2 separate regions of the Homo sapiens genome follow, and region 2 is linked to region 1. The links are chromatin loops, found by intact Hi-C in ENCODE. Cell type or tissue: Caco-2. All regions are shown on one strand. Each heading gives the region's core, and the rest is flanking DNA. Links, peaks and the distances in the headings are about the cores only.

Region 1 (15,860 bases), core at 7,127-15,126:
CCTGATCATTGGATTTCACATTGCTTCTGCCACAGCCAGAGACTTCCAACCACATTATTTAATCTTGTTTCCTTGATAGCACTTAGAAGCATCAGAAATTCTTTGATTTACGTTTGTGTTGGTTGTTCCCTATTTCTCCCATTCAAGTACAAGCTCCCTCTGAGCAGAGAGCTTGTCTATTTTTTTTCACCTCTCTGCCTCCAGGATCTAGACAGTACCTAGAATAATGTAGGAGGACCTCAATCAATATTTGCTGAATGTATCCTCACATTCTGTGGATGAGAGAGCCCATGAAACTGGAATCCTGATGTGTAATCTGGCAGTGGGTACAGATCATGCCCTTTCTGAAACTTAGTATATAATAGGAACTTGCTGTTGTCCTCCTCAAAGCAAAGAGAAAGAAAAATCCCTGAGCAGCAGGTGTCCCGGTCAGGAGAATAAGGTTAGGGAGGACAAGAATTTTAGCCAGAGATCTAAAAGAAGTTTGTCTTTGAAACAAAAATAATTTGGATTAGGAAATGGAAACACAGCCTACTTCACTGTCCTAACTTAGATACTTGCTGCCTCTAGATGAATCACCACCGGGACACTGCAGGCTGAGGAAGTTTGGCACAAATGTTCAGGCTGGAAAATGACAAATAAATATCTGGAATGTGATTGATTACTCTAGCAGCTTTTATTTTAAAAACAACACTAGTTTTTAAAAATACATTTTGCTTAATAAGTATGTTTCAAGTAGTAGTGGTTTCTTTTACATTATAAAACAAGGATACCCATGCTTATTCTGTTTCTGTCTCCTGATCAGATTATATGTTCAAACCCTGAAAGTTTGGTTGGTTGGTTTGGTTGGTTCTTTTAAATTCAGATTGTATTGTAAACTTGGACTCATGAAAAATAAATCAGTGAAATATCTCTTGTCAAGGCTGTGCATTTTAGATCATATTTTTTAGTTGATCATTCAACATGGGTGAACTGAACTTCCTAGTATCCCATTGATGCAACTGAATGTAGTCCTGTGCACCTGCAAAGTTGCCAAACAGATTCAAGAGAACTGAGTTCTAATTCTTGTAATTCGGGCAAGCACCTTCTCTTCCTGAGATTCAATTACTCCCTGCATGCCACAGGTACTAGGCTAGATCCTTGGCTTTCAAATCACATTTGCAAGCCCTAAGAATTCTTCTGTGTCCCTTTAGGGCATAGTGCAACGCAATTCCTGATCCTTAAATCATCTTCCACAATTGGAGGCCTGTAGGTTAAATAATAGGAGTCAATCCTGTGTTTTCATTTACTATTTTCTCCCCTGGATCTCAACATCTGCTGGGATTACAGTGGTTTCTCTCAATATGGAGGTCTCATGGATCTCTTTTGAGGCCAGATTTATGGGGTTGGTGTGGGAAATATTTGGTTGGATGGCAACCATAGATCCCTTAGAAACACTGAGGTTGAAGTGTTGTCTCTAACTATTTAGGCAGTAAAAGTGAGGGCAGGGACCCATCATGGCACCTTGTTTGATGGTCATATGATAAAAGTTTATTTTATTTTATTTTATTGTATTGTATTGTATTGTATTTTATTTTATTTTATTTTATTTTATTGAGACAGAGTTTTGCTGTCATCACCCAGGCTGGAGTGCAATGGCATGATCTCGGCTCACTGCAACCTCCACCTCCCAGGTTCAATCGATTCTCCTGCCTCAGCCTCCCAAGTAGCTGGGATTGCAGGTGCCCACCACGACGCCCAGCTAATTTTTGTATTTTTAGTAGAGACAGGGTTTCACCATGTTGCACAGGCTGGTCTCGAATCTTGACCTCAAGTGATTCACCTGCCTCGGCCTCCAAAGTGCTGGAATTACAGGAGTGAGTCACCATGCCCGGAAATAACATTTTCAAAGGGATTGCCATCACCATCACCATCCAACATCTTATTTCATAAAACGTATTTTATATGAGTTAAATTTATAGCTGAAGATCTTGCATTGGATAAATGTAACAGGAGTCTTAGAGTAGAGTTCCCAATCTCAAGAACCACTGAGTCCAGGCAGGTGATCAGAACGAATGAAGCAAACCAAGAAACGGGTCAAGGAGATTCCTGGTAAAATAAGGCTGGGACTCTAATGAGCTGGTGACTGCACTAAAGGGATAACAACTACTGGCTCAAACTGCTGCCACTGGAAATATGGTGTTGCCAGACATTGTGATTTTTGTCAAGAGAAACCGGAAAACTGGATTTTTAAATGGAAATTCCCTCTTAATTTTGAACCCTTGACCACTAATTTATGAGTAAAGGAAACTCATCTGGATGCCAGATTTGGGCTGTGTGTATCAATTTCTATTTTAAGGAATAATTTGATTGCTTTCTTTTGGATGTGAATTGTATACCAGGTGCTCCGTATATATTCTTCCATTTAATTTTTGAAACTCTGTAAATTAGAAATTAAAATATATGTATTTCTGACTAGGAAAATGAGGTTTAAGTTATAGTACTCACCCAAGATTCCATATATCCAGGTCAATTCAATTACTCCCTGCATGCCAACTGAATTGGCATACAGTTTCTGTACCACAGTGGCAGTGACTCTTCTCAGGTATTCTAGAAGAAATATGTGGAATGCCTTTTCAGATAGGTTTGTTACCTATTAATGTCACTAATCAAATAATGAATATATAATGGAGTATAAGTAAACACAACCCTAATAGCAGGCCCTTATAAGCCATTATTAGAATTCAAGTACACATAATGAAGTCACCATTAAGTGACTGCTAAACAAACATTTGAAGGTTGCTTTTGAAGCTGAAGTTTTGTGCCTCCCTCTGTAACTTAATAACTTCTACAGGGTCTACATCTTGTTTCTGGCCCCAGCAAAATTGTGTGTATGTCCAGACAAGCCAATCAATATGGAAATCCAGTTCATGACTGAACTCTAAATGGCGTTGGCTTTCCAGTCTTCCCATGGACTCTCCTCCACTTGTTGCTGCTGCTTCTTGATGTCTTCTCACCAATGTCACCCCTGCACTGTGTCTTCCCACACTTGCTCTCCTGCCAGCTTCCACACCATGACCGTGGAACTACAGATGGGGCAGGGTGGTGGGGGACACTTGCAAGATATCACATAGGGATGGTCCCCAAATTGGCATTGAGTGTGTCATGCCAGCTGCACCCAGGCTGCCAAAGCAGAGGCTCCAGAAATAAGGAACAACGAGTGTGTAAACCTGAGGCTTTATTCCTCTAGACTAAGTCTTTAGAAGAACAAAAAATTACAATTTAGAAGATTACCGGTAAAATGTCTTTTATGGCCAGGCACAGTGGCTCATGCCTGTAATCCCAGCACTTTGGGAAGCTAAGGCAGGTGGATCACTTGAGATCAGGAGTTCAAGACCAGCCTGGCCAACATGGTGAAACCCCATCTCCACTAAAAAAAAAAACAACAAAAACTAGCCGGGCATGGTGGCGCATGCCTGTAATCCCAGCTACTCGGGAGACTGAGGCAGGAGAATCACTTGAACCTGGGAGGTGGAGGTTGTAGTAAGCTGAGATCACGCCATTGCACTCCAGCCTGGGCCACAGAGCGAGACTCTGTCTTAAAAAACAAAAACAAAAACAAAGCCTTTTATGTCTCCCCCCCCCACATTTTTAGTTACTGGCTATCAATTTATGGTTTCAGAGAGTCACACACGTACCTCCAGGTTGCAAAAGAACTTCCAACATATCCGGAGTACTTTCACTATTTACTTTTTCAAGTTACAGTATCAGGAGTCATAAAATATTGTTGACATAATCTTCTTTGATGAAGAAGCCGTGCTCAGTGAAACCTGCTAGAGGAAATCCTACTATCAGTTTCTTGATGTACACTTAGAGCCTTCTGCATGTGTTTTTCTCTTAACAAAAATTAGGAATCTATCACTATCAAAGTATTAAAATTTTATAATAAACTTTATAAATAGCAACTCAATATTCAAATCATCCTTGTGTCATATTTTCCAGAAAGAAAGTAAAGTCATGGAAACTATGAGTGTAATTATTAAAATTTATAATTTATTGAAATGAATAATTTTTATCATTAAAATTTATCATTAAATTACATAATTTATCATTAAAATACATACATATTTACATATATACAAATATAAACTTATTCGTAGGGTTCTGTATCCAGAATATATTAAAAACACATACAATTCAACAATAAGAAAACAGACAGCACAATTTCAAAATGGGCAAAGGATTTGAAGAGACATCTCTCCAAAGAAAACATACAAATGTCCAACAAGCACATGAAAAGATGCTCAGCATCCTTGGTCATGAGGATAATACCAATCAAAACCACAATGAGGTACAACTTTATGCCAACAAAAATGGCTATAACAATTCCAGAAAAAAACAAAAAATAAATATTGGCAAGAATGTGGAGAAACTGGAACTCTTGTGCATCGCAGGTGGGAATGTAAAATGCTTCAGCCACTGTGGGAAACACTTTAGCAGCTCCTTAAAAAGTTAAACATAGAATTACCATATAACTCAGCAGTTCCACTCCTACATATATATATATATATATATATATATATATATATATATATATATACTTAAAAGAATTGAAAAGAAGTACTCAAACAAATGCATGTACAAACATGTTCACAGCAGTATTATTCACCATAGTCAAAGAGCGGAAATAGCCCAAATGTCCGTCAATGGGTGAATGGATGAACAAATTGTAGTATATACATACAGCAGAATATTATTGCACCATGAAAGTAATGACGTACTGACATGTACTACCACATGGATGAATCTCTAATGCATTGACCCAAAAACCTACCGTATGATTCAATTTACGTGACATGTTCAGAACACGTAAATCCATAGAGACAGAGTTCAAAGTAGTGGTTGCCACTGGGTGTGGGGAGAGAGATGTGAGGAGAAACTTCTTACTGAATATGGGTTTTTATTTTGAAATTATGGAATTGTTTTGGTACCTAATAGAGGTGGTGGTTGCACACATAAATGTACTAAATGTCACTTAATTGTTCACTTTAAAAGGATTTATTTTATTATGTAAATGTCACCTCAATAATTTTTTAAAAAATGCTTTTAAAAATTTTATTGGTAATAATTTTCAGAATAAATAATCCATAATAATTATTGCATTATCCCTAGATCGTAGGAATAATATGATATTCCTACTGATATATCTGATATAAGAGAATATACTAGTCCAGGATATTAGGCTCTTAGGTGCTTTAGAAAAATCTATTTTGATCCATTGTTGTTGCCAATAAGAGGAATATTTTTATTCTCAATGAAAGAAAAAAATTAAAATTGAAGTTACACTTATTTTACCCAGTTGCCACTCACACCACTATGTCTCTGTACAAAGCACAGAGGAAACCATAGGATTTACCCCACCCCCGCCACTTATTCCAGATCTACATCTTACACCCCATGAGCACTCAAAACACTTAAACCTGTCATATAAGAAAATCCCTTTTCTGACCCCTACATTTTCATCTTTCAGTTTTCTGCTTAACTGCACTCAGCAGAGCAGCTCTTCCAAGGAGACTTTTTCCAACATCCAGCCTCATCTTGCCTCTTCATTGACGCTCCAATTCAGTCTAGAGGAAACAAAAAGCATAGTCTCTCCTCCTTGCCAAGACCTGCCCCACCACTGACCTCTCGATCTTATGCTCCTTTATTGTCCTCATTGAAATCTGTAGCTGTTGAAAAGGAAGAAAAAGTCAATCGTGTGACATATCCAAAATTCGTGGATCTGATTCTTAAAAAACAGAATCTCCACTGTCGCTTTGGAAAGCAGTTGGCAGTTCCTCAAAAAGTTAAACATAGAGTTAGCATATAAGCCAGCGATTCTACTCCTAGGTATTTACCCAAGAGAATTAAAAACATAGTCCAGACAAAAATTTGTGCATGAATGTTCCCAGCAGCATTATTCATAATGGCCCCAAAGTGGAAACCACCCAGATGTCCATTACTGATAGATGGGTAAACTAGATGTGGTAAATAGCATACAATGGAATCATTTCAACCGTAAAAAGAATGAAGTACTGATTCCTTCTACAACGTGGATGAACCTTGAGAAGATTATGCTAAATAAAAGACATTAGACAAAAAAGATTATATGTTGAGTGATTCCATTTATATAAAATACACAGAACAGGCAAATGTGTATACAGAGAAAGTAGATCAGTAGTCAAGAGCTCGGAAAGAGGGCAAGGGGGAGTGACTGCTGATGAGTATGGGGTTTCTATTATGGGTGATGAAAAAGTTCTGAAATTAGATAACGGTAATGGTGACACAGCATTCTGAACATACTAAAAACTACTGAATCATACATTTTTTAAAAACTAAGCCCAAAAATACTTCCATCATCAACTGTTTAGCATTTAGATGTCTTGCTATCTTAGCTATCTGGAAGTTCTGAATAGATTTAGACAGCAGTCAAAGCTGATTTGAGGAGATTTTGCAAGTCCTCCCAGGACTACTTTGCAAAGCCTTACTCTAGAAAGGTTACAAAGTAGTGGGGTCCTGTATTCGGACCCAGATATGGCTTTAAGCAACTTGGTTGCCTGTTCTAAGCCCCTGTCTTGTTATTTGTAAAATGAAGGCAAAAATATTGAACTCGTTATGTATTTTGAGTATTAGAGAATAATATACTCAGCTTTGCCTTTAGTACATATTCAGGAAATGGTAGTTACTTCTATTCTTAGGCGGCTTGATCCTCATTTCTGAATTGTAAAAAATACTGGCTCTCATATTATGATTTTTAAATCTTTGCCTACAATTAAATCTGTATATGAATTCCAGGTGAGATATCAAAAAAGTAACGAACTAATCAGTAGTTGAAGCTATGTGCTAACCAATGGAAGGAATGACTATTACACTTTACCCTGGGTGTTTGGTCAAATGTGTCTCTGAATTTATAATTTTTATTTGATTCTTTTCATCAATGTCAACTGTCTTCAACAATACATTTATTAGAACAAGTGTCCATAAAAACATTAGAGGCAAATTGATGCTTAATAAATCAAATACATTTTTAAGATATTATTTGCATCACCCTTTTTTCCGCTATGAGTTTTGCCCATTATTTGTGGGGAAAGAATGCAAACAAACTGGGAGGCCGAGGCGGGCAGATGATGAGGTCAGGAGATCGAGACAATCCTTGCTAACACGATGAAACCCCGCCTCTACTAAAAATACAAAAAATTTAGCCTGGCTTGGTGGCTGGCGCCTGTAGTCCCAGCTACTCGGGAGGCTGAGGCAGGAGAATGGCGCGAACTCGGGAGGCGGAGCTTGCAGTGAGCCGAGATCACGCCACTGCACTCCAGCCTGGGCGACAGAACAAGACTCCGTCTCAAAAATAAATAAATAAATAAATAAATAAATAAATAAGCAAACAAAGGTGTAAAAGCCATGATCTTCGACCTCTAGAGTTTTGCTGATAAGTATTTATGGAGGAGAATGCTGGCAATCATGGACTAGACATATAAGAAAAAAAGGGAGACTCTATCATTCTTCAGCCTTAGAAAAGACTTATGGTTAGTCGACGGTGCTTTATGAGGAGAAAAGAATTTTTATTAAGATGGAAGTGAAAAGTCAGTTTTTACATCTTCTGACAACATGGCAACAAAGAAATGATTTACCTTTCAGTAAGAGCCAGGACTAGAACGCAGATATGAAATACTTCTGGCCATAGAAATGTTTCTGACCGCAGAAATAAATTATTTTGGTCATTTATTGCAAAATGGAAATGTAGAAATTTATTCTCCAGGTTTGAAAAATAAAATAGCCAAACAATGAATTGTAATACATTAAATAAATCTCTGCTTTAAAATAGGGTAATAGCCTAGATGGCTTTATGAATTATCCTCCCTTCTATGGTTATATCATTTCAATTTCACCAGAACACTGGGCATATCTTGATAATACATCTGATAAAATACAAATTGGCAATACTGAGTAAGTTTCAGGCAGGGGGTAAGTCTTACTACAAGGTATAATGAACAAGAAAAAGTATTTATAACTCAGGTTTGCATTCTCTGCATTTTCTTAGTATACAGACTCCAAATTTTAAATTTTCTAATGGCTGAAGTTACTTCCTTTTACAGAAGACTTTAAAAAATTGCAATGTTTTAATTGGTTCACATTAAAGACTCTTAGAAGCTTGAAGAAAAAAAGTCTTTCCAGATGAGCAAGAGGTTGGATAAATGTAATGACATATGGTTTGTTTTTTATAGCTACAATATGCGAAAAATAGTAGCATAACACATGTATTCAATGATATATATGTATTTATACATATAAATATATATTCTGCTTGTAAATTATGAGATAAGATTCTTTTGTACAAATATGATTTTGTTTTCTTTCTCTTTCTTGTTCCCTTTAGGAATAAAAATAACAACTGAAACTTAGAACAGTTTTAAACATCTCATTATACCAGGGATCTTGCAAAAGATAAAATCAACGAATGCAAAGCCATGATGCCACACAGTCCCCTGCACAGACTTGTGAGCGGGCTGTCTGCAGGGTCTCGGAGCCTCAGGGCAGGAAGACTGTCCGTTGATCTTATTACTGAATCTTCCCCCCAACCCCAGCAGGCTTCCTCAGAATCCTTCCAGATTGATGGGTCATGAACTGATTTTTAAATATCTCTCAGGAAGGGTATTTCTCACATCCTCTGGCAAACTCAGAACTTCCCCTGGAAGTTCTTCTTTTATTACCGCTGGATCCCTGAGCCCATTAAGTCACTCACAGAGATGTGAAGGACATCTGATTATTACATTGTATGTATTCAATTTTTAACTTTTCAAATGCTCTCGTTAAGTGGCTCTTCAGAGTTAAAACTAATCAATAAAAACTTTTTCCTCAAATGCTATACATAATTTTTCTTTGATCTTTTGAAGGTTCACACCTATTTTCAGAAGACCCTTGTTATGGACCCTTGGATGGTATCTTAATACGCTGTGCTCTTCCTAGGTTAGAGTATTAAATACTGTCCAAGAATAAAAAACAAACCTCAAGCATATCAGGAAAGCTTGACTGGTCACTACTGCAGTTTTATCAAACAGAGCTAGGCAAATCCTAGGGATGGGTATTGAATAACATTGAGAAGAAGGGAGCAGTGATTTTGATTCCATTACCTCTGAGTGGTAGCTTCCTCTCTCTGCCTTCATTGCAGTTGTTTTTCCGTTACCTTGGCCCGGCCTAGGCTACTGTTTTCCATCCAGGCTCTGTTGCCACCATGTGTCTATGAAGTTCACTTATTTTACTTAGCTAATCCTTACTCACTGAAAAGTCTAACTCTTTGGCTTCCAAAGTGATAAATGACCAATTAGTCCTAATGACCAATCCCCACGATCATTCTATTATGGCTTTAACTTTTTAATATGGGAAATTTCAAACATAAATAAAGTAAGCAGAATTGCACAATGAACCCTGTTTATCCATCAGCCAGCTTCAACAATTATCAGTATTTTGCCATGGTTGTGTCATCTGTACCTCCACCCACACCTCAGACTTCTTTTTTTTTTTTGTAACTATTCTTTTTTTTCCTTTTAGGTAAAATTTACATAAATTAAAAATCACGAATCTTAGCTGTACTATTTTGATAATCGGATAAACCTGGTAACACATACCCTTATCATAATATAGAATATTTCCATCTCCCCAGAAAGTTCCCTCTTAGGCAATCCTCTCCCATCCTCTTCCAAGAAACAACCACAGTTCTGAGATTTTTAACTTCAATTTTGCCTGTTTTTGAACTTCTATAAATGGATTCATACAGTATATAGTTGTTCATGTCCATCTTCTTTTATGCAGCATAATGTCTGCAAAATTTTTCCACATTGCTGCCTGAGTCAGCTGTTGCTTAATTTTTGTTGCTGTATGAATTCCGTATCACAAATTGTTTTCTTTCTCTTGTTGATGGATACTTCAGTTAGTTTTTAAGTATTGTAAATAAAGCTTATCTGAACACTTTTTTACAAGTCATTTTGTGGATATATGTTTTTATTTCTCTTGGATAAAATACCCAGGAGTGGATTGCTAGGTCAAAGGGTAATTGTACATTTAGCTCTAAAGTTTTACCTTTTTCCAAAGTAGTTGTACTGTCACTCCTTTTTAAATTACATTTTTTGGTTTGTTTTGAATGGGTAATTCTATCAAATGGTCAAACAATCCAAACCACATAGCAGGTATATAAAAGAAGTATTCTTTGCATCCTGTCCCTGTCCACATGCACCCCACTTATCCACACTGCCTCCTACAGGTAAGCACTTTCATCAGCTTCTTGTCTATTTTAATTTTTTGACGCAATTATGAAAAATAAACACGTATTTCTGCCCCTCTCCCTTCTAAAACAAAAGGTAGCCTACTACATACCCATTCTGCACTTTCTTGTTTTCAACTAACAACATAACTTGGAGTCTTTCCCTACTGGTAAATAGACAGCGTCTTCATTTTTTTTTTTTTTCTAAACAGTGCTCTATTGCTGGCCCCTTGGATTAGTTCCCACCTGTTACTCTTCTACTCAACCTTGTACCTACATCATTACATATCTACATAGCAATATATGTGGGATAAATGTTCAGAATAGTGCTTTAGCCTTACTGGACCAAGAACTATAGGTATTAGTCACTTCGATAAGTATTACCAAACCACCTTTCAAAGGAGTTAATATTTTGTACTCCCATCAGCAACGCCTGAGAGTTCTCCCTACCCATAGACTTCCCATCGCAGCGCACTGTGAACCTGGATCTTTGCCATTCTCAACTATTCCTAAGTATTCCGAGCAGCTACAGAAAATAAACACACAATAACCCCACAATGCATGGTTTTGTGTAAATTTTTAAGAATTTTGAGGTGGTAAAAGCATTAAGGCAAGCATGAGGTCCTGCATGCAGCTTCATGCAGCTGCACAGGTTGTAAATCTGTGGAAATTGTCCTTAGGACTAAACATCATAAAGAAATCATATATGTCACTAGTCATAGACATACAGGGCTACCACTTTCCTTGCCTCACATCTAAATCACTGAATAACTGTATTGATGGGAATAGGCCAAGTAGAGGCTCATGCCAGAACAGTGATAGGAAGAAGATCTGCAAGTCCAAATTGCACTTGAGTTCTGTCTTAATTTCTGACAATTCGGTGTCCATGAAGAAGCCTGACTTGCCCCTCCTAGAGAGGAGAGCAGCACACAATGCAGTGGGGTTCTTATTGCTTATACATCCTGAGAATGCTTACCCTTATGGTACTGGGAGCCCCAAGAATCAGTGTCAGTGGGCTGGAGATAAAGTCACAGGAAATTTTCTGAAACAACTTGGGATAGTCACTTCTAGAATAATGGAAGCAAGTAGAGTGGAGGGAAAGAAAAATGTTTGGTAGTTAAATATTGGGAGAGGATAATTACTGAAAGGCCAGTGCTATGTTGAAGATTTTATATATATGATCTGCAGATCTTCCTTCTTAGGGCTGCTCCACAAACAAGTAGAGTCTGAAAAGGAAAGAGAGAGACAGAGACAGAGAGACAGAAAGAAACATCTGCTCAAATAGACAAATAGACAATGGGAAAAGTAGAACTGAATCTGCCAAAACGATTAAAAATATAGCGAATAGTTGTGTGAAGATTGTAGCCAGAGAGAAAGACAATGTAATCATACATTAAATCAATCCACTCTTTCAAGCTATTACCGTATTTATAAGTATTACTCTCTAGACCGACCTAAGGCTTGACACCTTTCTCTGCTCTTTCACCCCCTCTGCTGGTAGAGTGCCAAGAAGCAGGTCTCAGATCAAGACACCAGCAGTACCAATGAGGAGATAAAGTGAGGCAGATATTTTATGCAGCTGTGCTTCTCAAATTTTAATATGAACACAGATTTCCTTAGGATTTTGTTAAAATACAGATTCTGATAGGCACGAGATTCTGCATTTCTAGCAAGCTCCCAGATGATGCTGGTCCTTAGACCACACTTTGCAAAGCAAGGCTTTCTAGCACCCAATAATCACCAGCACAAAAACCCCTCAATGATGTCTTCCAGTCTGACTTGAAAGTGATCTCTGTGGCCTTCAAGTAGCTCTACATTCAAACGTTGGTCTCATGCACAAATTGAACAGTTAAGTTCATTTGGAATATTTCTCCAGTTGCCTCAATGATTTACCTCCATACAAGTCATCAGTGACATCATGCGGTTGGTTATATTAGAATATTGGAATCTAGTTAGGAAATGTTGTGATGAGTTTGCAATATGGAATAAAATTTTTATTTTAGAAAAGACATTTACCAACCCCTCTCATTTTACAAATAAGGAGGCAGAGACACAAAGAGAATGCGTGACTTGACCAAGGTCACACAGCTGGTCAATAACAGCAAAACTAAAATCAAATTATGCCAACACTACTTCTTATGCTGTCTTTCCAGATTATTTACCATTTTTCTATTTCTCTACAGTGACCAGAATCATTTCTGCTAAATGTCACAGATCATTAAAGCCTGTGTGTCCAGTCACAAAACTCAGGAAACGTGAAAATATGCATCTCATCTCAACAGTTTTCCTCATATCTCATTCTTTTGTAACTTAGTACCCCACTCTCTTATCAGTAAAATTAGATTTTAAATATATATTAGAAGGAAAAAAATACCAGATAATTTCCTGTTAGCATCAGCTATCTTGGATGTTTAATCTTCATTTTGCTCCATCCTTTCTGCCTGAATTCCATTTATTAAAACAGAACACATAGGGGTTTAATCAATATCCTTAAATTTTCCACAAACATAACATAAATAAACTCCACGTTGTGAGGAAGAGAGGATTTTTAATACATATGTGTTGAATGAATGATCATTATTTAGATAAATGAATGACTGAAGTGATTGTTATATTCAGGTAAATTCATCATGGCTAGGTAGCAAACCAAAGACTTGTAAGAACCTCAAATGAGGACATGCACAAAACAGGGATGGCCATGGGCTACGTAATTTCAAGGTCTTTTGTCTTCAACGTCAAAATTCACTTTAGAGAACTTAAGTGATTTTCATGCGTGATTGAAAGTAGAAGGTGGATTTCCAAGCTGCTCTCTCCATTCCCAACCAAAAAAAAAAAAAAAAGATACAAGAGTGCATAAAAAGTTTCCAGGTCTCTAAGGTCTCTCACCCAATATAAGCATAGAATGCAGATGAGCAAAGTGAGTGGGAGAGGGAAGTCATTTGTAACAAAAACTCATTATTTACAGATGAGAAATTTATATTGTCAGCGTAATATCTGTGAGGCTAAACAGAGCTGGAGAGTATATAAAAGCAGTGCGCCTTGGTGCAGAAGTACAGAGCTTAGGACACAGAGCACATCAAAAGTTCCCAAAGAGGGCTTGCTCTCTCTTCACCTGCTCTGTTCTACAGCACACTACCAGAAGGTAAGATGATTATAAAATTGTAAATCCTGTTTGGCGGACAGTGAAGTATTTTTAAGGGATCAAAATATTATAAATTAAAATGTTGTTCTTTCATCTTAGACTTTATTACTAATAGTACACAGAGAGGAACTGAGATGGAAAAGGTTATATCAAATGCATTTACGTGTACTTTAATATAGCGAAGCCGCAAAGCGAGTTGGAAAAATAATTATATGCAAAAATATAAAACAGAAAAAAAACAAAGATTCAAATCAATGCACTTGTTATAATACTTAACTGTTATGAGAGTTGTATTTTAAAATAATTGGTAACATTTTGAAGAATAAATATTTTTCTTGGACTTGATAGATCTGTATACTACTTTGAACAGAAGGCGTCTTTTAAAGTAAGCAGAAATGTGTCCATTAGGGAGCCTATAACAGAAATTGCTTTTTACCAATTAAAATCTCTGGTTTTCCAAAAGAGCAAATTAAATAACATCTTTCAAATATTCAAATTTCAGACATCTATCAAAAAATCAAAGTCCATTAAAGCAACTCTTTGTAAATAAAACATAGCGTACTTGGTGCAGAGAACAAGTGTCATCTATTTGGGGGGTTTTCTTTGGATGCATCTGAGTGAAGCCATACATTAATAACTATTTACTATGTATTGAGGATAAATAGTAATAAAATCTAAAATAGCTACCCTCTGCAATAAAATTTTAATTTGTCTTTTTAGATTAGGCTCCTAGAGACAAAAAACAAATTTACAAAGATCTTTGATGGAGTAAATGATTAAGTGGTGTATTTTTCCATACATACTGAAGACCTATTACATAAAATGAGCTAACCAGTTTGAAAAAGGATTTATATGGACTACAATGCCAACACATTTGGGGATAGAACATAATGTCTTCTTTTTTAGGTCTAAGGTTAATCTTTCTGTAAGACTTCCTACTTATTATTGTTACCATACTTTCCTTTAAATTTTAGTGGAAATTTGTAGTTCTTACAAAACTGCAGGCTCTCTTTAGACTACCTAAAGAGGGGGGAAATTAACTGGAAATTATTTTCTTATTGAATAAGATTTTAATACTAAAATAACATAAATCTCTACTTTCTCAGCAATTGTATTCAAACAATTAACTCTATTCTTTTTTTTTTCACAATTCGATAGACTTTCACAAACAAATAAGTGAGATTTTTAAAGCCAGTTCTTTCTTCAGAAGAAGTCATTTATTGTTGGTAATATTATTAGATACGGAACGCTCACTTCTTTATGTGGTTTATGGTTGTTCTTTCTTCCATCAGCTCCTGAAGTGGCAGGATACCTCCTGCTCTAAATCCTCCTCAATGGAACATAATAGGAGATATTGCAAAACGCTTAGGACTTTGGGTGGAATGAATTTTTTTTTCAGTCTTGTGAAAGACTAAAAGCTTTTACAAGAAACTTTTCAACAGTGGTATAATTTTTAAAAGAAGTGCTTACTTTAATATTTAAATATTCCTGCAAGCACGGATATAACAATTGAGAGTTATAATCAGTAGATACTACCTAAATATATGGCAAGGTTTCCAAAGTCTGCCAACCGGTTAAACTGAAGCATAGCAAAATGTCAAATTGGTAATTTGATGTTGATGAATGAAGAAAGGTGAATATATCATTCCTATTATGTTCCTTTGTCTAATCATCCATTCAATGTACAAAAAACTTAATATTTCAAAGAAAAAAGTTACTGCTGCAGGTATTACAGTGTCTATGTTTTAGTGCCAGAGATAGTAAATACAGCTAATATATTAAGGAAAAGATTGATAGTTTAAAAATGATAATATTTGTGAAATCCTTATTCCAAACCAAATGTCATTTGCTAAAAATATTCATTCAAATTATTTGTGGATAAGCATAGTCAAACTTGGATTGAAATGCCCGCTTCTCAAAGGAAACACCATTGGGTTTCAAAGTAGCCGAGATCCATGACAAAGACGGACTTGACGTTCCCATTCAGAAAATAGAAGCGCTTGCTCTGTGGGGACATTCTGTCCCACATTCATGTTGGTCCCAGTCCCCGTCGACACTGCATCATCACATCCTTAACATACTATGGCTTCGCAGGGCATCTGCTTGTGACACAGGGACAAGCAATCAGGTGTATCCTATAACCAAGTCTATGGTGTCACCAGCAGTGAATGACATGTCCTCATCTAAGTCCAATTAGAAAACAACCTGGGGACTTTTATGACTTTAGAAGCAAGCTCTAATTTTTTTTTACATAGTAATCTCTTAGTTTTTTAGTTGTGATTGTTCACGTTGCCAGAAGCATTAGTTCTTGTTGCAAATTGCTTGTCTTTAAAATGATTTTTTCCCTTTAATTTAGAACAGGTCAAAGCACCCTAAAATACCTCAAATCTGTTGGCCGCTTTATAATTACAAAGTCTAGACCAAGTTACACTATTTAAA
Region 2 (15,860 bases), core at 4,962-12,961, 570 kb after region 1:
CTACTCCCCCAACCCAGAGAAATCCAGTTAGCAACTACCCACAGGCAAGAATACCTTCATGAATATCGTAGAACTTGAAAGTGAGGCTGAGACACCTCTTTAGTACAGAACTGAGAAAAGCCTAGTTTGAAGAGTAAGAGGAACAATTCTCATTGACCAGGCCACCCATACCTCAAGTGGTACAGTGCCACACACAGAAGATTCCCCTGGACCTACAGTTTCTACAGTGGGAAAAATAAGTTGGAGGCAAACATTCAGCTACCCCACCATTGTGGAACCCTTTACAGCAGGCTCATTCCTGTGCTGTCCCATGGAAATATTGGGAGTGCCAGCAGAACCTAGACCACCAGTGGAGAGTTAGAAACACAAGGGTAGGATTCACAGCTGCCAGCACACAAATCTTGGTCATTGCTCTGCACTTCAGCCAAGAGAGACACCACACCGGAGAGACTAGCGAATAGCACTGTGCTGCATAAACGGTAGTCCATAGGTCAACCAGGCTTGGGTCTGTAGCCAATTTCCCCACACAACTCTGGAACACACATTAAGTCTTTCCAAAGCTGGGAGGCAACGACAGGTCAGTGATCCCTCAAGGAGGGAGCATCTGGCCCCATCCAACCCTGCCTGCTGAGCAGCAACTCTACCAAGCCTCAGTGCTCTACTTAAACCTGCCATAGGCAAGGAACCAAGCCCAAATCCATGCATATCTGTGGAGTATAGCTTCTCGCCCTGCCCACTCTATATGGCCAAACAGCAATTCCAGACACTTCACTTAGCCTTAGAGCATAACACACAGCCCTGTCTTGTAACTGCAGATTATAAACAATAGTATATTGTTTGTAATATATATAATATAATATATATTATATTAGAATAGAAAAATTATGAAAAATCAGGGAAATTTGACTCCACCAACAGAAACTAATAAAGCTCCATAATTGGGCCAAAAGAAATGGAGATCTATGAAATGACTCACAAAAAGTTCAGAATAATCCTTTTAAAGAAGTTCAGAAAACTCCAAGAAAATACAGACAGAAAATTAAAATTTGGGAAACAATTCATGAACAAAATGAGAAGTTTGACAAAGAAATAGAAACAATACAAAATAGAAATTCTAGAGAGAAAGAATATATAACTGAAAAATTCAATAGAACACTTCAACAGCAGATTTGGTCAAGCAGAAGACAAAATCTGTGAGCTCAAATGTAAGACATTTGAAATTCACCGATCAGAGGAACAAAAAGAAAAAGGAATAAAAAAAAAATGAACAAGGCCTATGGGAATTATGGGACACTATCAAACAAACTAACTTTTGCATAATAGAAGTTACAGAACAAGAAGAGGGGAAAAGTCCTAGAAAGCATATATAAGAAATTAATGGCTGAAAAATGGTCAAATCTGGGGAAAGATGACAATATCTAGGTACAGGAAGCTCAGAGATTGCCAGTGAACTTCAACCCAAAGAGGAGTTCACCAAGATACCTCATAATCAAGTTATTAAAAATCAAAGACAAAAAAAGAGAATACTGAAAGCAAGATGTACATGTACATATGTGTGTGTGTGAGTGTGTGTGTGTCTGTGTATCTCAGGCCAAAAGAGAGTGAAATGATGTATTCAAAGTGCTGAAGGAAAAAAACTGCCAAACAAGAATACATTATCTGGCAAAGATGTGCCTCAGAAATGAGGGAGAAATAAAACTTTCTCAGACAAACGAAACCTAAAGGAGTACATCACCAGCAGTCTTGCTTCATAGAAATTGTTAAAGAGTATCATTTAAGCTAAAATAAGGATAAAGGCTGCAATTTGTTTTTTAAAAAAACAGATGAAAGTAAAAACTCAATTATAAGAAATACATAGTCATACTCAGAATTCTCTAATTTTGTAAGAGTGGTATGTAAAGCAATTTTATCACCATTACAAAGGTTAAAAGTCAAACTTTTAAAAAATAAATTACAGCTATAATAAATGGTTAAGGAATACAAATTACAAAAAAAAGTAAATATTGACATCAAAATTATAATACATGGAGGGGAGTGAATGCATAGAGTTATTGCATGCAATTAAAGTCAAGTTATTATCAGCTTAAAGTAGCTTGTTATAAGGATAAAATATTTTATGCAAGCCTTGTGGTGGTTACTACAAGCAAAAATCTATAGTAGTTGCACAAAAGATAAAAAGAAAGGATTCAAAGCATGCCACCACAGAAAACCATCAAACACCACAGAAAACCATGAAACCACAAAAGAAGACAGTGAGAGAGGAAGAAAGACACAAAGGACCTGCAAAACAATCAGAAAATAAATTACAAAATGGCAATAGCAAGTCCTTACCCATCAATAATTACCTTAAATGTATAAAATTCTTTAATTTAAAAAAAAGAGTGGCTGAATAGATTTTTTAAAAAAACAAGACCCAGGCCAGCTCTGGTGGCTCATGCCTATAATCCCAGTGCAAGAGAGGATCACTTAAGATCAGAAGTTCAGGCTCAGCCTGGGCAACATAGTGAAATTCTGCCTCTACAAAAAAGTTAAAAAAAAAATAGCTGGGCATGGTGGTACATGGCTGTAGTTACTGTATTCCTAGCTACTTGGGAGGCTAATTCAGGAGGATGGCTTGAGTCTAGGAGTTTGAGGTTACAGTGAGCTATGATCACACCACGGCACTCCAGCCTGGGCAACAGAGCAAGACCCTGTCTCTAAACACACACACACACACACACACACACACACACACACAAACGCACACACGATCCAACCATGTACTGACTACAAGAGGCTGACTTTGCTTGTAAGGACACACAGTAAGTAAAAGTAAAGGGATGGAAAAAATATTCCATGCAAATGGAATCCAAAAAAGATCAGAGATAGCTAAACTTATATCAGATAAAATAGACTTTAAGTAAAAACTGTAAAAAGAGACAAAGAGAGCCATTATGTAATTGGTTAATTCACCAAGAGGATGTAAAAGTTGTAAATATTCAGCCAGTATCATACTGAATGGGCAAAAACTGGAAGCATTCCTTTGAAAACGGGCACAAGACAGGGATGCCCTCTCTCACCACTCCTATTCAACATAGTGTTGGAAGTTCTGGCCAGGGCAATCAGGCAGGAGAAGGAAATAAAGGGTATTCAATTAGGGAAACAGGAAGTCAAATTGTCCCTGTTTGCAGATGATATGATTGTATATCTAGAAAACCCCATCGCCTCAGCCCAAAATCTCCTTAAGCTGATAGGCAACTTCAGCAAAGTCTCAGGATACAAAATCAACGTGCAAAAATCACAAGCATTCTTATACACCAGTAACAGAAAAACAGAGAGCCAAATCATGAGTGAACTCCCATTCACAGTTGCTTCAAAGAGAATAAAATACCTAGGAATCCAACTTACAAGGGACGTGAAGGACCTCTTCAAAGAGAACTACAAACCACTGCTCAATGAAATAAAAGAGGATACAAATAAATGGAAGAACATTCCATGCTCATGGACAGGAAGAATCAATATCATGAAAATGGCCATACTGCCCAAGGTAATTTATAGATTCAATGCCATCCCATCAAGCTACCAATGACTTTCTTCACAGAATTGGAAAAAACTACTTTAAAGTTCATATGGAACCAAAAAAGAGCCTGCATCACCAAGTCAATCCTAAGCCAAAAGAACAAAGCTGGAGGCATCATGCTACCTGACTTCAAACTATACTACAAGGCTACTGTAACCAAAACAGCATGGTACTGGTACCAAAACAGAGATATAGATCAATGGAACAGAACAGAGCCCTCAAAAATAATGCCACATATCTACCACCATCTGATCTTTGACAAACCTGACAAAAACAAGCAATGGGGAAAGGATTCCCTATTTAATAAATGGTGCTGGGAAAACTGGTTAGCCATATGTAGAAAGCTGAAACTGGATCCCTTCCTTACACCTTATACTAAAATTAATTCAAGATGGATTAAATACTTAAATGTTAGACCCCTAGAAGAAAACCTAGGCAATACCATTCAGGACATATGCATGGGCAAGGACTTCATGTCTAAAACACCAAAAGCAATGGCAACAAAAGCCAAAATTGACAAATGGGATCTAATTAAACTAAAGAGCTTCTGCACAGCAAAAGAAACTACCATCAGAGTGAACAGGCAACCTACAGAATGGGAGAAAATTGTTGCAATCTACTCATCTGACAAAGGGCTAATATCCAGAATCTACAATGAACTCAAACAAATTTACAAGAAAAAAATAAAGAACTCCATCAACAAGTGGGCAAAGGATATGAACAGACACTCCTCAAAAGAAGACATTTATGCAGCCAAAAGACACATGAAAAAATACTCATCATCACTGGCCATCAGAGAAATGCAAATCAAAACCACAATGAGATACCATCTCACACCAGTTAGAATGGCGATCATTAAAAAGTCAGGAAACAACAGGTGCTGGAGAGGATGTGGAGAAATAGGAACACTTTTACACTGTTGGTGGGACTGTAAACTAGTTCAACCATTGTGGAAGTCAGTGTGGCGATTCCTCAGGGATCTAGAACTAGAAATACCATTTGACCCAGCCATCCCATTACTGGGTATATACCCAAAGGACTATAAAACATGCTGCCATAAAGACACATGCACACGTATGTTTATTGCAGCACCATTCACAATAGCAAAGACTTGGAACCAACCCAAATGTCCAACAATGATAGACTGGATTAAGAAAATGTGGCACATATACACCATGGAATACTATGCAGCCATAAAAAATGATGAGTTCATGTCCTTTGTAGGGACATGGATGTAGCTGGAAACCATCATTCTCAGCAAACTATTGCAAGGACAAAAAACCAAACACTGCATGTTCTCACTCATAGGTGGGAATTGAACAATGAGAACACATGGACACAGGAAGGGGAATATCACACACCAGGGCCTGTTGTGGGGGGGTGGGCAGGGGGGAGGGATAGCATTAGGAGATATACCTGATGTTAAACGACGAGTTAATGGGTGCAGCACACCAACATGGCACATGTATACATATGTAACAAACCTGCACATTGTGCACATGTACCCTAAAACGTAAAGTATAATAAAAAAATTAAAAATAAATAAATAAAGTTGTAAATATATATGTAACTGACATCAGAGTCCCTAAATTCATAAAGCAACAATTAAATGATCTGAAGGGAGAAATAGGATGCAAAACTGTAATGGTGGCACCTCACTACTTGACTTTCAACAATGGTCAGATCATCTAGATGGAAAGTCAATAAGGAAACATTGGACTTGAATTACATTTCAGACCAAATGAAGCTAACAGACATATATGGAACATTTCATTTAACAGCAGCTAAATACATATCCTTCTCAAGTACACACAGAACATTCTCCAAAACAAATCCACATGTTAAGCCACAAAACAAATCTTAACAAATTCAAGAGGACTGAAATCATGTCAAGTACCTCTCTGGATGACAATGGCATGAAACTAGAAATCAACAATAGAAAAAATGTTAGAATTACACAAATATGTGAAAATTAAACATGTTCCTAAACAACCAATGGGCCATAGAAGAAATCAAAAAGGAAATCAAAAACTACCTTGAGACAAATGATAATGGAAACATAGCATACCAGAAATTACGGGATGCAGCAAAAAGCAATCCTAAGAGGGATATTTATAAGAACAAATGCCTATATCAAAAAAGAGGAACAATTTTAAATAAACAATCTAATGTTATGCCTCAAGGAACTAGAAAAAAAAACTAAATCCAAAGTTAGAAGAAGGAAACGAATAAAAAAGGTCAGGAATAAATGAAATAGGGATTCGAGAAACAACATAAAAGACTGAAGAAACTGAAAATCTGTTTTTTGAAAGCATAACCCAAATTGACAAACATTTAGGTAGACTAAGAAAGAAAGAGGGATAACTCAAATAAATAGGTAAGATCAGAAATGAAGGGGGGACATTACAATTGATACCACAGAAATACAAAGAATAATAAGAAACTACTTCAACAATTATATGCCAGCAATTTGGATAATCCAGAAGAAATTGATGGATTCCTAGTCACATACAACCTACCAAGATAGAATCCTGTAGAAACAGAAAATTTGAACAGACCAATAACAGATACAGAGATTGAGTCAGTAATTTTACAAAAATCTCCCAACAAAGAAAATCTCAGGACCCGATGGCTTCACTGGTTAATTTTATCAAACATTTAATAAAGAATTAGTGCCAATCCCTAGCTCAAACTCTTTCAAAAAACTGAAGCGAAGGGAACAAATCCAAACTCATTTTACAAAGCAAGAATTACCTTGATACCAAACCAGACAAGGACACTGTAAGAAGAGAAAATTACATACCAATATCCCTGATGAACACAGATGCAAACATCTTGAGTTACTGGAAAACAGAACTTAACAGCATATTAAAAGGCTCATACACCATTAGAATTTATCCCTGGGATGCAAGGATGATTCAACATACACAAATCAATAAATATGATATACCACATTAACAGAAAAGTATAAAAATCACATGGTAATCACAATAGATGCAGAAAAAGCATTTGACAAAACTCTGTACCCTTTATGATAAAAAACTTCTCAACAAATTATGTATAGAAGGAATATACCTCAACATAATACAAGCTACATATTACAGTCCCACAGCTAACATTCTACTCAGTGATGAAAAGTTGAAAGCTCTAAGATCAGGAACAAAATAAGGATGCCCCCTCTGTTGGAATGGCTGTCATCAAAATGGCAAAAGATAACATGTTGGCCAGAATGTGAAAAGGATCCCTTGTACACTGTTGGTAGGACGGTAAAATGATACAGCCATTATGAAAAAACAGTATGAAAGCTCCTCAAAAAAATTAAAAATAGGACTATAATATGTTCCAGCAATCCCACTTCTAGGTATATAGTCAAAGATAATAAAATCAGTATCTTGAAGAGATTTCTATATTCCAATGTTCATTGCAGCATTATTCACAATAGGCATGACATGGAATCAGTCTAAGTGTCCAACAGCAGATGCATGGATAAAGCAAATGTGGGGTTTGTGTGTATGTGTGTGTATGTATGTATATACTTCCTTTTCCATATATCACACGTACTATGGAATACCATTTAGCCTTAGAAAAAGAAGGAAATTCTGTCATTTGCAACAACATGGATGAACCTGGAGGACACCATGCTAAGAGAAATAAGCCAGTCACAGAAGTTAAATTCTACGTGATTCCAATTATCTGAGGTAGCTAAAAGAGTCAGATTCATAGAGGCAGAGAGTAGAATGGTGGTTGCCCCAGGGCTAGGAAGCTGGGGAAATGGGGAGATGGTGGTCAAACAACACAAAGCTTCAGTTACGCAAGATGAACAAGTTCTGGAGATCTAATGTCCAACATGGTGAGTATAAATAATAATGTATTGCGTACTTGGAATTTGCTATGAGAGATCTTAAATGTTTCTCCCCACAAAAAGATAACTATGTGGGGTGATGGATATGTTAAGCTTCATTGTAGTCATCATTTCACAATGTATACATACATCAAAATATCACGTCATACACCATACGTATATACATTTTTGTCAATTGTACCTCAATAAAGCTGGAAATAAATAATGGTAGCTTCGAGGTTATGAATGTGTTAATTAGCTTGATTGTACTAATCATTTCACAATGTATATGTATATCAAATCATTACATTTTATACCTTAAACATATATATTTTTATTTATCAATTATATATCTCAATAAATCTTGGGAAAGATTATTTTAATTTTTTAAAGTTCAGATAAGCAATAAAACATATGATTTTCTTTCCTCTCCAAAATAACCAAATTCTGATCTTTTTTTCTAACTCAAATTATACTGACATTTCCCAAATTAGGTCAAATGTAAAAATACATATTATAGGTATAAGTAAATAGTCTCAAAAGCGTTGAAAAAAATGTTTATTATGGGTATTGTCATCTATGGGTACGCAAGAGCTTAAGGTTCAACGTGCATATGGGTGCTTTCCATCTGAAAACCTTCTTCTAAGTATAGATTTTCCTTCCCTTCAAAGAAAAAGGGAAAATATTCAAGGATAGGTGCCAGTGAGGTTAATCATCTTTGGTCATTTTAAGAGCGGTTTACTCCTTGCTTTTAAATAACTTGCAAATAAAAGCAAGAGAGTTTGGTTAAACTTCCAGTTCCCAAAAATAACTGATTGTAAAACTATTTTTTCTGTCTTTCTTTAAGCTCAGAATACTTTCTTACTAATCCTTTTTTCACTTTTCCAAAGCCATTTACCCACCAATAGACCCCAAATCTTAGAATTTAAATTGACAATATGTTATCTGTGACCTAGGCTTTAGTGCCACTTAGTGTTCAAATGATAGAATTACAGCAAATCAAACCAAATCTAGCATCGTTTAGTCTACTGCAGCCTCAAAATATTTCCTCAGGATTTACAGACATTAATTTGAGGCCTCTGATTCCTACCTGCTTTACTCTGCCTGATATATATGAGAAAGACAGGAAACTCAGCATATACTAGATACCTGTCGGGAGCTAGCTCATACGAAAGCAAGGAATGAGTGCCAGAGATCTTTTTTTCGTTCTTTCTCAGCTTGAATCATCTACTACTGTGCCATGTCTCCAAATATAAATTGACTTACTGAAAGAAGAGGAGAGAGAGAGAGAGCATTTGTTTGGGGGAGGGGAGGTTTCACGAATTCAGGAACGAGACGTAACTAATAAGTCCCACGTTAACAGAAAATTAACATATCAATAGAAGTTTATCAACAAATACCACCAGTTATTGAGAACTAGGTTATGTAATCTTAATTCTGTTAAATAATATAAAGTAAAATAAGCAAGCTGGCATCTTCCATTTTGCACAACAAATTTCATGCCAATTTTGCAAAATTTTTATTCCGTAGAAAAGAAGAAAATTTTGAACACTGGTATATTTTATTAACAAGCAATGAATTTAAAAGCTAAACACTGGATACTCATAGGCATAAAGATGGCAACGATAGATACTGGGGACTACTAGAGTAGGGAGCGGGGGAGGGAGACAGCCAAAAAACTATTGGGTACTATGCTCACTACCCAAGGGATGAGATGATTTGTACCCCAACCTTAGCATAATACAATATACTTATGTAACAAACAGGCACATGTAACCCCTGACTCTAAAATAAATTAAAATTATTGTTTAAAAATTTTAAAAAATTGGAGTTTTTCTAATAAAAAACAGAATATAGGAAATATATTAGAAAGAGTAGAAATCGGCAAATATAAATGGGAAGAAGTTAAAGAAAAGAAATAATGATAAAACTATGGCCAAAAAAAGAGTCAAAAAAAATTCACATGGAAATAATAAATAAAACATCATTCAAGTTTACCCAGGAATAACATTATGACAACTATCCATTAGAAGACTAAAATAAAGATCCACCATGTGGAAAAGGATGGAAAGATCAAAATTTTTTCTCTTGTAAATCTGTGATTATACTTTTTTAAAATCTTACATGCAAAAAGAAGTAAATTAAAGAAACTTTCTGGTAACCTTTTCTTTTTTTTTTTTTTTTTTTTTTTTTGAGATGGAGTCTCCCTCTCTGTTGCCCAGGATGGAGCGCAATGGCGCGATTTCCACTCACTGCAGCCTCCGCCTCCCCAGGTTCAAGTGATACTCCTGCCTCAGCATCCTGAGTAGCTGGGATTACAGGTGCCCGCTACCATGCCCAGCTAATTTTTGTATTTTTAGTAGAGACGGGGTTTCACTATGTTGGTCAGGTTGGTCTCAAACTCCTGACCTCAGGTGACCCACCTGCCTCAGCCTCCCAAAGTGCTGGGATTACAGGCATGAGCCTCCATGCCTGGCTGGTAACTTTTATGTTTTTAAAAAAATAAAATTTCTTTATTGTAGAAACTTTGGAAAATTAAAAATAAGACCCACTCATATTCTAACTAGAGAAAATCAGTTAATATTTTCATAAAAACATTTTCAGTGTTTTATCAATACAATAACGTGCAATTTTTAAATGGAATCTTAATGAGTTAATGATCTGATTTATTCCCTTAACACATAAAATGCCATCAAAAACTCTTTATTTATTTATTTTTATTTTTATTTATTTATTTATTTTGAGACAGAGTCTCACTCTGTCTCCCAGGCTGGAGTGCAGTGGCACGATATCGGTTCACTGCAACCTCCTCCTCCAGGTTCAAGTGATTCTCCTACCTCAGCCTCCTGAGTAGCTGGGACTACAGGGACGCACCACCACGCCTGGCTAATTTTTGTATTTTTAGTAGAGACGGGGTTTCACCAGGCCAGGCTGGTGTTGAACTCCTGACCGCCGGTGATCCACCCGCCTCGGCCTCCCAAAGTGCTGGGATTACAGGCATGAGCCACCGCACCCGGCCCAAACAACTCTAAAATATCACTTTAAACAACTACTGGCATTCCATTTTATAGATGTATGCTAATTAATCAGTCTTCTATTGTTGAACATTTTGGTTGTCTACAGTTTCTAGCATTATAAACAAATATTGAGTTAACATCATCATAACTAAATCTCACATATACACAACTATTTTCTCAGGATTCATAACTAAAAATTAAATTACAATGTTAAAAACTATAACTGAGTTTTAAGGGATTTTGTGGGTAATTTTCCCAATGAAAGGATTTACCAATTGTCTGGTTTTTCCATATCTTGCCAAAAATGAACATAACCATTGTTTAAAACTTTTGTCAGTTTGATAGACAAAATGTTCTCTAGTTATTTTCATTTCCATTATTTGTTTTCCAGAGAGAAAATAAATATTATATGTTTACTAGCCATTGGGTGTCTTTGCAAATTGCCTGTTGATGTCTCTGGCCACCTGTAAAAATGGAGGGAAGTGTAGCTTAGTGGTTAAGAGTACAGACTCTGGGGTCAGACAACCCAGGTTTGAATCTTTCACTCATGACTAACTGTAAGACCCCTTTAAGCCTTAACTTCTTTATCTATCTATAAAATAAAGATAATAAGAGTACCTAGCTCTCCAGATGAAAAGATGATCTGGTATGTGCAATATGCTCTTATATTTTAAGAGCTCTTTATAAGGATTTTCACCCTTTGTTCACCATATGTGTTGCTCCCATTGTTCCGAGTTGTCAGTTGCCTTTCAATCTTGTTTATAGTGGATTTTGGCAGACAGTTTTAAATTTTTTGTAGTAAAATCTATCACTCTTTTCTTCAGGATATTTGCCTTTGGTATCATGCTTAGAAAGGCAACAGATTTAGAGGAGTAAAGATAGTACAACTTTTTCAGGAAAGCAAAATATATCTGGCATGTGTATTGTGAATAACATAAAAATCCAACATTCCTCTCCCTATGCACCTCTACTAAGCAGGCACCATTTTTAAATAACATCAGTCTGAAAAAGAAATACACAGAAATCACAATGTCAAGTAACTATACCCACAACTTCCAACGATCATGGCCTATTGAGTTCCCTAGTTGGCCTAGATCTTCATCTTTGCCTTAAATAAGAGGGATATAAATATACCTATAGACATACCATAGCAAATTAAATTAAGTTCCTCTTTTTTTAACCAATTTCCCAGATGATTGTGAAATATTCATAATGAAATTAATCATTCCATAAATCAAAGAAGTAGCCAGAATCAGTCACATCTGAGATCATCTGGTTTGTGAGTACAAATTTATTTACCCTACCCTCAGCAAATATAACAAAAAGACTTTCAAGGTTTAAGGAAAATAAATCACTAATAAATTAGCAAGTACTGATCATTTGAACCAAGATGATGTTTTCTCTTCAGCAAAGGACAGTGCACACAAGCTGAAATACCAAACTATGACCTGATTCTTATCCATGTCACACACAATAGCATTATTTATCAAGGCCTAGTTACAGAGACAGTATTTAATCAACTAATGTCTCTGAATTAAAACTATAAGCAGCTAAACATAATTGAAATATAATAATTTTTCAAATTTATATTAATACTAATTGAATTTTAATACCTAAAATATCTTAATAGTTAAAGAATTTTTCTGATAAGTTGAAGTTCAATCCAATATTATATTTTTATTCCTAATTCATATAGCAGTTCAAACCAAAAAGTTACCGCTGGCCATATAAAGGACATGTTTTTACTTATTACAAGAAATTGAATTCAAGCTTGCCACTTTGGAAACACTAACAGTAGCAATAGATTATGCTACATTTTAAGAAAACACACAAAGAATTATTCTTGAAATCTCGGTATTCCTATTGTGCAGATATTTGGAACAATTGTTTTCTTCTTTCATAGCTATAAAATTGTGGTTAAAAATCAGAATCATAGAAAAGGCTACTGGTTTTCTCAGGGTCACAAAAAAGTAAGTAATAGCATGTCAGTGATAAATTTTTCTTAGTCTGCTACTCTATCCACCACAGTATGTAATTTCTGCCTTAAACAACTTAAAATATGTAGAAAGTCATAAGAATTGCTAATACTACTTTTCAGCACTGTCATATTTTGTCCGCTGAGCCAAACATACCAGATGTCTTTAAATAAAAGATTTAGACAGCATAAAAATAAAGCGTTATTGTATATGGGCTTTTTAAAAATACACCAATACATTAGGGATATCGTAAGGTTTGAATAAATGCTATTCCAGAAGAGAGAAAGTTTACAGATACTAATACTGAAGGCAAGGAAAGATGATGACCATAGATGCAAATGAGAAGAAGAAAACAGTGAAAATTAACATAACACTCTGCATGATAAAAATTATTTTATTTATTTTAACATAATGAGCCAGAACCATATATTCCCATTGACATGGTTTGGATCTCATGTTGAAATGTAATCTCCAGTGTTGGAATGGGGCCTAGTGGGAGATGTTTGGATCGTGGGGGCGTATCCCTCATGAATTGTTTGGTGCCATCACCTTGGCCCTGAGAGAGTCCACATGAGATCTGTTTGTTGAAAAGCGTATGGCACCTCCCACTCTTTCTCTCTCTTGTCCTGCTCTGGTCATGTGACATACCTGCTCCCACTTCACCTTCTGCCATGAGTAAAAGCTCCCTGAGGCCCCCCTAGAAGCCAAGCAGATACGGATGCCATTCTTGTACGGCCTGCAGAACCAGAAGCCAATTAAATCTCTTTTCTTTATAAATTACCCAATCTCAGGTATTTATTTATAGCAATGTAAGAGTGGCCTAATACACCAGTTTCCTGGATAAAATATGAGTATTTCATTTCCTGAGATTAATATAGTCCCATCAGTGTATAATTCTAGTAGATTCTATGAAAAGCTATTGTTGATAAGTAGGCTGAAATGACTGTAAGGGGATGAAGGAACTGTGAGGTGACTATTAGGATTAACTAGATGCTACTACGTTTAAAGACATGCACTCACAACTAGTGACAACAGAACTGTCTGTGAGAGCAGATTTGAAACAGTAGCTTCATCCTGAGCTCCACTTGTGCATCTGGTAGATTTACACATTTCTATCTAGTAACTCTAGATGTTTAGCCAAACATCTCTCTCCCCTATTTCTAGCCACAGATGTCATACAGGACTAGGTAGAAAGGAAAAGATAGATGAAGGCAGAGTGGCAAGTCTTACATCCAACACATGTAAAAGGATATTAAAAGATATGCATAGACATAAATACAAACATTAAAAAGTCATTATTTTATTTAATTTTATTTTTGGACCTCTAAACTTTTTAATGGACTACTGCTCCCCAAAGAGTACCCTGTTTCTGCTGGCTTAATGCCTCAGAACTTTGGTGTTGTTGGTCTCAGACACCACTTTGCCATCCACTGTCCTGCAGGCAGTGGTCTGTTGGATGGTTTGCATGGAATTGCTCCTGTCCAGGGCATCACCAAGATTGAAGTCCTCCCCATATTCCAGCAGGCAGCTGGCAATCTCAGCCTCCAGCTTGACCTTGATATTTGGCAGGGCCTGTACTTGTGGGCCTGGGGCTGCCCTTCTGCCCAGGTCTGTGCCAGCTCTGACTCCAAGTGCCTCAGGACCCAGTTTAGCTGCTCCATCTGCATGGAGTGGCAGGCCTCCACTTCTCTCAGGCTGTTCTCCAAGCAAGCCTTCAGATTTCTTATCAAGTACAAGTCAATCTCCAAGGACTGAACTGTACATCTTAGCTCCATGACGGTCATCTCAGCAGCTCTGATCTTGGTGGACTGTGTGGTGACCACTGTGGTGCTCTCCTCAATCTCCTGGGACCAGTACTTGTCCAGCTCCTCTAGGTTCTTCAGATCCTGCTTGTTGTACTAGGCCCAGATGTCTGCCATGATCTTGCTAAGGTCCTGAGATTTGGGGGCATCTACCTTCACAGTCAACCCAAAGCTGGCAATCTGGGCTTGTAGGCCTTTTACTTCCTCTTCATGGTTCTTCATGAAGAGCAATTCCTCCTTGAGAGCCTTGATCTCTGCCTCCAGCTGCAGCTGAGTGACATTGGCGTCATCGACGACTTTGTGAAGCCCATGAATGTTGCTATTCACAGACTGATGAAAGGCCAGTTCTGTCTCATATTTGACTCTAAAGTCATTAGCAGAAAGATGGGCTTTGTCAATCTGCAGAATGATGTGGCCATTGTTCATAGAATTTGCAAAGATCTGAGCCTTCAGGTCCTCAATAGTCTTAAAGTAATGCCCCCAGTCTCTTACCTTGGTTCCTTTCTTCTCCAGGTTTTCCCAAATTTTGTTCTCCAGCCTCTGATTCTCAATCTCCTAGCTCCTCACTCTGTCCAGGTAGGAGGCCTGGTGGCTGTTCAGGCTTTGAATGGTCCCCTTGTTCTGGATGCCCCGCATTCCCACCAGAGCCCTGGCCATCCCTATGACCAGGCCTCCAGACCCCCAGTGTCCCCAGAAGCTGGTGGGGACACAAAGATCCAGGAGCCCAAGCCCCTGACGCCTGCATAGAGGCTAACCACACTGCTGGCAGGCTGGACGCTGTGGCTGGGTGATTGGATGGAGCCCAGGGACTGGTAGTTGGTGGAGAAGGTGGTGAAGCAAGTGGTGAAGCTCATGCTGTCCAGGGAGGAAAGCGAGAGGACAGGTCTCAGGTTGTGCCCAAAAGTCGTTATTTTAAATATCCACTAAAATAGTTTAGAGATTATTCACCATTGCCTGCAGAAAGTGTAAAATATCAGCCGGACACAGTGGCTCACACCAGTAATCCCAGCCCTTTGGGAGGCCAAGGTGGGTGGATTGCTTGAGCCCAGGAGTTCAAGACAAGCCTGAGCAACATGGCAAAACCCCATTTCTACAAAAAATACAAAAAATTAGCCAGGCACGGTGGCGCATGCTTGTAGTCCCAGCAACTGGGGAGGCTGAGGTGGAGAGATCACCTGGGCCTGGGAGGTCAATGCTGCAGTGAGCCTAGAGCATGCCACTGCACCCCAGCCTGGGCAACAGAGTGAGACCCTGTCAAAAAAAAAAAAGAAGTGTAAAACATCCTTAGCATGACAATATATTAAAGACTTCAACAATCTGGTCCTAACCAATATTTTCAGTCTAATCTCCCACCATTCATTCATAAGAACCCCTTACTCTTTTCACACCAATGCATGCCATTCTTTAAATCCAAAAAAATGTTATGCTTCCGTGCCTTCAAACAAGCCATTTCTTTTGTCTAAATCATCTTTTTTTTAGCTAACCTAGAGAACTTCTACTCATACTTCAGGACACAGTTCACTTATTACAACATGTAATAATTTGCTTATTTGGGTGTTAGCCTCTACAAGACTAGATTTCAAACTCCTAATAAGCAAAAATTAATCTTACTTATCCTTGTGTTCCTAGCACCAATTACACTCGTAGGCATGCAGTGTTGAATTA

The links. A loop is a pair of places that touch in the nucleus more often than their neighbours do. Peaks named below come from ENCODE experiments on the same cell type or tissue, not always from the same donor. Only the 100,000 strongest peaks of a DNase experiment are listed, where the experiment ranks them.
Region 2: it touches region 1 in a loop (4-fold over the local background); 7 of 110 quality-filtered maps call a loop at or near these places.

The regions. Positions count from the first base shown.
Region 1 is chr2:162,149,719-162,165,578 of GRCh38, reverse strand. It overlaps GCG (glucagon), which reads left to right and starts at 13,332. Exons shown (of 6, transcript NM_002054.5): 1 at 13,332-13,421. LOC101929532 (a long non-coding RNA gene) reads right to left here. Exons shown (of 4, transcript NR_110255.1): 2 at 3,678-3,809; 3 at 2,488-2,589. RefSeq lists a promoter at 11,723-13,444. In Caco-2, for the core only: a CTCF peak has its summit at 11,783; a DNase peak (open chromatin) is centred at 11,768.
Region 2 is chr2:161,579,261-161,595,120 of GRCh38, reverse strand. It overlaps the pseudogene KRT18P46. Among named protein-coding and RNA genes, the nearest start is that of SLC4A10, 37 kb to the left of the region's middle. In Caco-2, for the core only: a CTCF peak has its summit at 8,327; no DNase peak of the experiment used is centred there.